Regions from separate parts of the Homo sapiens genome. Here region 1 is linked to region 2. Evidence: chromatin loops called from intact Hi-C (ENCODE). Cell type or tissue: IMR-90. All regions are shown on one strand. Each heading gives the region's core, and the rest is flanking DNA. Links, peaks and the distances in the headings are about the cores only. Region 1 overlaps LOC100505498 (a long non-coding RNA gene). Region 2 overlaps LOC105373667 (a long non-coding RNA gene).

Region 1 (4,402 bases), core at 134-4,133, 1.1 Mb after region 2:
CCTAGTAAGAACTTTCCAAATTCAAAGAATCCCTATAGTCTTTTCTGATGTGTTCCATCTCAGGAATATATTGCTCTTAGAAATTTTATTGATTGTTAAAATAGCACTGAACTTGTATTTAGAGCTGACTTCTGATATCCAACCTTAGAGATTCCAGGTTTTGAACTTTGAACAAACTCCTAAACACTCTGGATTTTTGTTTCTTCAATCATAAAATTATGAGTTTGAACAAAATTATTCTAAATTTCTTTCCATCTCTTACTAAATTATAGCACTTTTCATATTTTACTTTGAATTACTTTGCTTCTACTCTTACAGCGGAAGGATAATTCTATATTATAAAAAGCTTGTTTTGCTTGATTAATAATAAGGATTTCTGAGAATTAAAAACAAAACATAGTAAAAGTACTGCATATATTTGTACTGAAAAAGAACTTGACACTATTTCTCCAGCATTAGCAAGATGTATGAGATTTGTGTTTTGGGCATTGATTACGGTTTTTATTCTGAATTATGTATCTTTGGGAAAGAAAATTAAATTAGTCATAATAGATTGGCTATTTTCATAAGTTCTATCAGTGTAGAAGTATCATAGCCAATTTTAAGAGAAAATATCTTCTATCTTAAACCTCAATAGTTTTTATCTTTGTATTTTCAGAGAATAATTTAATATTTCTGTGATGTTTCTTTGGTGTCTATAAAAGCAAGCTACAAATTAGAAAGTGAAAATAAACTTCTTTTGTTTAAATTCCAAAGACGTCATCTGTAATTTTATTGCTTTTAGCCATTTCACTCACTTGTATGGGACTTTGAATCAATGAATAATTCTTTTCCCTCACACCTGTTGTCTGAACTTTCTGCCATAGTTAAAAACTTATCATTTTGTTTTACACTGTCAAAACTCATCCAAGAAATAAAGTACACCTTTACCTTCACTCACCATAACACAGTATTTATTTCCTTTAGGCAGTAGTGGTTCAGAGTTTGAGGTTTGCATGAGGTAAAAAACTTCCAAACGTTCCTTTAATTATCTGTTGATATCTATTTTGGTTCTTTCATTTTCAGTTCCTACAATGAAGGTCCCAGAACAGAACTTACATGAATACTTAGAAGGCCAAGTTTCTAAACCTTTACCAGACTAGCAAGAGATGTTCCATTCAAATAAGTTCTCTGATGTATGGGTGACAGGCAAGAGCTAAACTGACAGTGTTTGCTGAATTCTGCAAGCCCATAGGGGGCAGGATTCCACCTGCTTGGGATCTTCTACTGGCGTAAACTCAGGGACCAGGCTTTATAAAATGAAACGGGCTGCGAGGGAACAGCCAAAGTGAAGGCAGATTGTGTGCTCAATGACCGTATGGTTTTCATTATCTTGTTCTCAAGGAAGAATTCATCCAAAGAACAACCAAATGAAAGCAATGTGTAAACCATGTCAACCCATCCTTGGATGGATGTGCCACATTTGCTCCATTATTGGTGGTGATTGTATAAAGGTGGGGAAAAGGGAGAGGAAGTGGGAAAAATGAAGGTAGTGCAAAAAGAAGGTGCAGAAGGAGCAAGAAAAAAGAAATGTCAGCCACTCAGCTGTCTCATTATGTAGCTTCCCACACTCACCAAAGATGTAATTCATCCTGCAGGTGCAAACATTGTTGGCTTTCTCATGGACTCTTGACGGATGGACCGGATGCATGTTTCCTTACCCCAGATGCTCTTTAGCAACACCAGCAATGAGATAGGGGATTGTGTGCACCTGAATCAGCACATTCACTGAGTCTTATTTGTCTTGTTTCTTAAATAACCAGTAGTGTTGTGCACAGAGCGACAACAACCAGGCAGAGGAAGCTTTTTTAAATATTAAAAAAATGGCCAATCTAAACACTTTTGTGAGTCACTTCTTAATAATTGCCTCTAAGATAAGTATGTCATTACTGCTCTGATACTCATCACCCACAGACTCACTAGTGGATGATTATCAGATCATGTGACAGCATTGGACCCTGTAATAAAATTCATGCTCATGTTTTCCACAAGATTTTCAAAAATTGAAGATGAATTTTCTACTATAAACTGAGAGAAAATTAGATTTTCAAGTTATCTGAACAGATAACATATTAGAAATGGGAAGGTTCCTGCTCTCTGAATCAGCTTCTCCTCCCCTCCCCTCCCGGCTCATTAGCTCCCACCAACTTTGAGGATTCCAAGATCCCAAACAAAACTGATTCTTTTCTGGTTGAAGTTCCATTGACTCTTGGCAAAATGTAACTTCCTGGTTCAAAGAAAAAAAGCTTGTAAAAAAAAAAGCTCACAAGGCTTCTTAGACATCAAATGGGTCTTATGAAACCACATTTTGATGAGCTAAGTGTAAATGAATCAGAAACACATGGATTAAATTTCCCTTGAAATACACATGGGTTTGAAAATTAAGGAAAAACTGTTTAGCCAAATGTGTTTTGGGTTTCCTTGAACTGAAAACATTTGAAAAAAAAAAAAAAAGAAGTCAAGGCATTTGCTAAACCCGAATACACTGTTGTGTTTGCTCAACCCTCCTTCAAACCAACTAAATTTCCACGAGGCTTCCTCCATTCCCCTGTGGTTTGTTTTGTCACCTCTGTCTTGACACTTTACAGACCAAACTCAAGTTCCATTAAAAAAAAATAGACCGTTGGTCATCTACTTAAATATGAGGGAGCTATTAAAACACCCAGCGAATCAGAGACATTAAGGGATAGAAATCACCCATTAGGTCATGATTTCTGTCCTGAGGGTTGGAACACATGCACTCACAGCTCTCTAGTGCTTTACCCAGTGTAGTTTTAAATGTCTCAAGTGACAGAACTTCCACCAGCTCCCTTGGGAGAATATTGTGCATTCTAATAGATTTTGCCATTAGGAACTGTGCCTAAGTCTATAACAGAGGCACAGTGGGATGTCTAGGGTAGGGGGGAGGAATGATGGATAATTAACTCTTTCACTACTGCCTCATAATCACCTGTAGCATGTTCAGCAACTTTAGCATCTTAGTACTAAAGAATGTGCTATGTGTGTGTGAGTTTCCATTAAAAGAAAATTTGGTTAACGGTGTAAAATTGTGCCAATTTCAATGCAAAATAAGGCTTCACAAAGAACAGAACCATCACAAAAATACTGCGGTAAGTCATAAATATATTATCTTACCTGATAGATTTTACTATTTCTTAAAATACAGGACTTTGAAAGTCTTACGATTTTCACTGATCAGGAAATGTCTAATTAGCACTAACCTGAATCTCAACGCTCATAGTACTTGTATATGTATTCTATTACATATCATCTCCCTAAACCACCTTCCTCCTGCTGCCAATATATTTTCTTTAAACCACTTTGCAGCAAATGGATTTATCTCCCATTTCTGCTCTCCTCAGGAAAGTAACACATTTGTGAAGAAATATTTGTTTGTCTTTCTAGATAGAAAACAAAACCTAGCTTTCCATATGACTAACATGTTTTTAGAGGTCCTATGGCAGAGTTTACATTTAATTTGCTCCAGTTCTCATTCTACTTACAAATGAATTATAAAGCACATAATGACTTACATGGCCTGTCATACTGCTACTATGTTGACCTTTTCAAGATTCTGCATTGTGAACAGCTGAGAGGCACACCTCTTCCTTGCCAGTTACTGCAACCTGTAAAACTTAACCAATGGAGTGGCAGCAAGAATCAGGTAAGGGGAAATGGGAAGCAACATGACCCTCTTGAGCTCTTTTTAATCTCTCTTGGCTATGGAGTGGCTTTTTATGTTTCACCCAACCTTGTCATTCCTTTTAAAACGGCCATTTTTTCCTCCCCTACCCTGTTCCTTACATTATCTTGCCCCTCTCTGTGCTCGTTTCTGTGGCAGTCATACAAAACGAGGTCCCTGTTGGGGTATGGAGTTCAGACATTGGTATCCAACTAGCTCTCTCTTTCTCTGGTTTTTGTTTTTGTTTTGTTTTGTTTTGTTTTTGTTTGTGTGTTTGTTTTTTATCAATTTTAAGATTTGGGAAGGGAAAGTAGGAATTGAGTTGAATAAGCATTTTTGATTGTTGCTATACTTATCTACTTGCTTAAAGATACTTTAAATAATATTTAAATCTGAGGAGTTGCCTTTCAATTACTATATCCTTTACCTAATGATACTTATTATTAGCAAGTAGAACTGGGTCATTTTCCTCCCTCAATTACACCAAAATGTGAAGTTGCTTTCCCCAGACTGTATATATCACTATTAGAGCTTTGGCTTACCATGGTTTTGTCCAGCAACAGATCTAGCATTGTGTGTTTTTTTTTGTTTGTTTGATCTCATAAGTCAATCCTTGTGACCCTTTTAATGCCTCTGAATTTCTTCTAATGGTTCCTTTTCCTCCCTTGCTTAAACAAATTG
Region 2 (4,402 bases), core at 144-4,143:
TGTATCATTCATTTGGTATCATAAAATGATCTATATCCTAAAAAGCAAATATACTCATGAAATTTTCAAAACAAACCTTTTCTCCAATGTGTTTGACATTCCCTACCTTGATATTTTTCAATAAATTATTTTGGTTTCTGAGAAACGTTGGGCAAAGCAGATAAGAACTTTGCTCTATTATAATTTTGAATGTTTATTCTAATGAGAAAAAGCAAGAAATATACATTAATATATATGGATATAGGAACTAAAGAAAAAAAACCCCAAGGCTTCTATATATTTGTATGTTAGGATATATATCCTATGTATAACATTTAAATTAAAGATACGATGGCCTAAGAGGTATGAGAAAAAAAAAACTCAGTCAAATTAAATTAAACAGAGTTGGATTGAGCAAAGGATGATTTGAGAATCAGGCCATCCCCAAACCAGAATAGGTTCAGAAAGGCTCCAGAGCTGCCACATGGGCAAAGAAGATTTATGGTCAAAAAAAGGAAAATGACATGCAGAAAACAGAAGTGAGTTGTGGAAACAGCTGGATTGCTTACAGCTTGGCATTTGCTTTATTTGAGCACGGTTTGAACAGTTGTTCTCCTTTGATTGGCTAAAACTCAGTGATTGGTACAAGAGTAGGCTACAGTCTGTTTACACAACCAGTTAGGATAGAGTTCACTATGTATAGAGAAACCTTTAGGCTGAACTTAAAATATGTAAGGAGGCAGCTTTAAGCTAAACTTAATTTAACAGGTAGCATACAAGGTCAAATGCCAAAGAAAGCATGAGAAAGAGAATTAGTTCAGTTTTCTAATGTTAATAGAACAACAGTCTCAGATTTATCACGAGAGTCAAACTTGGAGTGGATATGTTCCACAAGAATGAAAATGTTGTAGATAAAGACTGGGAATCAGGATCAAGATGGAGCTGAAACATGTGATATACTCATTTTATCCAAGATACCATCTCCAGAGAGCAATTAAGCAACACTTATACCTCCTCTTCTGACTTTCCAGCTGGTGCATATCCCTACTAATCAATGAGTTCAGAAAAGAAGAATTAAATAAAATCAAATTCTAAAATAACTGATTACTCAGAGTGAGAGTGAAATGCCTATGTGGAAAATATTTCAAACCAAACCCTCAGAAAACAAAACCTCTGAATTTCCAAGAAATGCTACGAATGTTGGCAGTGCAAACAGAGGCACACCCCACATCTCTGAACTAACATATATGAGGTGTTAATGACCCACAGATTAGCAGCCACACCCGCCTTCAGCATAAAGAGTGATTCAAAAGCCAGCAGGTTCCAAATACTTTAGCCAATCAGGAAGCTGAAGGATTATCACTGAATGACACAAATCTAAGAGAAGCAATCTGATACACTTTTGGAAGAAAGTGCCTCCAAAGAACTCCATAAGTATTCAGGTTTTATTTAATTTTCTTTCTGAAATTTAGCAAGTGCTTATAAAGAAACTACTTTTGATTCTATGCCTATATTGAAGCATATTTGGTAAAGTTGCAAGAAGTATTTTCATTAAAAGCTTTTGCTTCCCTCTCCTAAAATGTTAGGCCTAGAAATTTCCATGTCTGGTTTCATTCTTAACGGAAACTCCCTGGAAAAATGTGAAAAATTAATAGCTCCAGTAAATGTTTGGAGAATTTGGGGTGGGGGCATGAGGGTCTGCTTCTGCTGTCTTAAAGAAATATAAATGTGATTTCTATATTCATTGTTGCTGGAAAACAATATAATGAACCACTTCTAGGTTCCCACCAGGTTAGACCTTCAGGGAGAAAGGGATGTGACAGCAATGCAATCCAACAATATGAGAAGAGTATTGGTTTAGTTGGCATACATAAAAGCTTCATGTTAAGGAGCAGGAGGTAATGGTGTCTCAACATGACAGAATTGAGTCTAAGCAGGGATATCTGTCTTCCATTTTTGTCACCTCAGAACACAAAGCCAAATTGGAGTGACTTCATAGATGAGCAACAAAATGACTAGGGGACCAGAGGCTTGATTTATGGGGAGAGATTAAAACAGCACAAAGTAATGTATATTTTGGCTAAGTGATTGCTAAGAGGAGCATGATAACAGTCTACAAATATGTGAAAGATTTAAATGTCTCAGGAGAGGAAGAATCTTTTGGCAGACTGCAAATGGACAGCACAAAGGGCAAGGAAAGAATTTGGTTGAACATGAGAAGAGAGAGGGAAAAAGGCTCACCGTGAGAACTGATCACATCCGTAGAAAAGCAGTGAGTGTCCTCATTCTTGGACATTTGAAACATCTTAAATAAAACCCCAGGAGGCTTACTAAAGGAACAATTCTTTGCTAGTATGCTACTATGAAATCAGTGTTGCCTTGGGTCAAAGGAACAAAGGCAGCACAGATGTAACAGATGTGTGTGTGTGTGTGTGTGTGTGTGTGTGTGTGTGTGTATACTCACTCTCATGGTACATAGGGTTGGGGAAAGATGGGAGAGTAGGAATGATTGTACTTTGGTTAAAATAAAAACACAAAGAAAAAAGAGAGAGTAAGAAAACTATTTTCCAGCTGAATTGAAATGAGAAAACTAAAAAAAGCAAAACAAAAGCAACTTATGAGTAAATGAGAGGGAAAAAAATCTCATATTGGATTTTGGATATTGACCAAAATATGAAAGTCAACCTCTAAGATCATCTTGCCCTTATGTGACATCATTCGGAGGATGTAGGTAATTATATCTCAGCTCAGCTGCCCACACATCCTAACCCCAAGGCTGTGTGTGTGTGTGTGTGTGTGTGTGTGTGTGTGTGTGTGTGTGGCTGGTGGAGGTTATAGCATATGCCACTTTAGTAACATGTTGAAATTTTTTATTTAAATGCCTGTCATCCAACCATAATATAAAATATTCTTTGAAGCAGTTGAAGTCTATAACAGCCTGGAGTGGTGTTGCATCAACCTTTGTAATTGTAGAGTAAACAATATTGATTTGGAGAAATGAAGAAAAGAGGTGTTTTAGTTTTCATGCAACCCTCCCCTGACCTGGACACTTCAGCACACGCAGATGCCAAGACATGTGTTAGTTTCTGAAAAGGCAGAATTTACAGCCATTATCCCTGGGAAGAAATGGAGATAATCTTCTACAAAATTAATAAAAGATGGAGGTACAGAGGGTAAGAAGGGGAGAATTTTATCTTCCTCTGCCCTTCCTCCCTCCTCATTTTTGCTGCTAACCAACAGGAAGGCTTTTTACCTCTAGCAGAGAGGTCAAGTGCACAGGCTCCTGCACAGCCAGTGCTTTGTGGAGTGACCAAGTGCTCCAGCCGCCATCCTCCTGAGACTGAGCACATCTGCTCCAAGATGTTTTCAGCCTTCCCTGACCTGGGGCATGGGAACCTCAGAACATTTCCTAACCCAGGTCTCATTAGCTTGATACAATTAGATTACTGAAGAATGCAGTTGACGAAAGGCACATATTATTTATAATTTCCATTAGCAGTAAAAATTGCTCCAGACTGAAATTTCATAAGGCCATCTCATGTCATTTGTCACACAATTAATCTCACCAAAGGGGTGGGGGGATGGCATAAGAGAGTCATAGGAAATATTTGCATGCTGTAGAATAGATATTTTTTCTTTTAAGTTTTCTTGCTTTTAGACAGGAACTATTACTACCGTTGGTTTAGTAGAGACAGAGAGAAAGAGAGATTGTGTACGTGTGTGTGCATGAAAGAGAGAAGAGAGTCTGTGATGTGTTTTGGTTACTGCTGTGTGTTATTTTTGGCAAATCAGTATAATAAAAGTTTGGAAAATATTATTTTCAACTTGTGAGTATTTACTAGAATGAATTCAGGGATAAGTGAGTACTAGATTGAGATGTACAGAGTATGAGATCTAAATTGTCACTTAAAATACTTTAAAATCACACACTGATTGAAGTGGGAGGGAATTTATGGGTGCTGGAAGCCCTGGACTGGGTCTGAGGAGGTAGTTACCAGTGGCATGTCTATCAGGTACTTGGGTTCAGTTTCCATGAAAGACACAAAAAATTCTCTGTGTGATTGAGTTTCCCCACTTATAAATTAGGCAATTGTATCAAATGAATGCTAAGAATCTGGGTAGATATAAAAGTCATTTAATTAATTGGCTAAGGATTAGATGTGATAGGGTATAATTGTTTTCCCCAAAATTTCATATATACACACACACATACATATATACATATACATTCATATACATACACATACATATACATACATACATACATACATACACACACATAGGAGTGATAGTCTACTATTTTACAAAGTGGTATCTTAGATTCTTTTTAAGGAAAATAGAGATAAGTAAAGTGATTATTCTCAATATGTGCAACATATAAGAAAACTAAATAAAAAAATGAACTTTCTTTCAAATAGCTGCT

What was found. Hi-C counts contacts between places; a loop is a spot of excess contacts. Peaks named below come from ENCODE experiments on the same cell type or tissue, not always from the same donor. Only the 100,000 strongest peaks of a DNase experiment are listed, where the experiment ranks them.
Region 1: it touches region 2 in a loop (3-fold over the local background); 2 of 110 quality-filtered maps call a loop at or near these places.

Annotation. Positions count from the first base shown.
Region 1 is chr2:145,183,344-145,187,745 of GRCh38, reverse strand. It overlaps LOC100505498 (a long non-coding RNA gene), which reads right to left. Exons shown (of 8, transcript XR_923410.3): 5 at 941-4,402. Among named protein-coding and RNA genes, the nearest start is that of LINC01966, 300 kb to the right of the region's middle. In IMR-90, for the core only: no CTCF peak of the experiment used is centred there; DNase peaks (open chromatin) are centred at 1,935 and 2,315; H3K27ac peaks cover 155 bases.
Region 2 is chr2:146,237,403-146,241,804 of GRCh38, reverse strand. All of the region lies in intron 2 of LOC105373667 (a long non-coding RNA gene), which reads left to right. Among named protein-coding and RNA genes, the nearest start is that of LINC01911, 600 kb to the left of the region's middle. In IMR-90, for the core only: no CTCF peak of the experiment used is centred there; DNase peaks (open chromatin) are centred at 2,174 and 2,684; H3K27ac peaks cover 869 bases.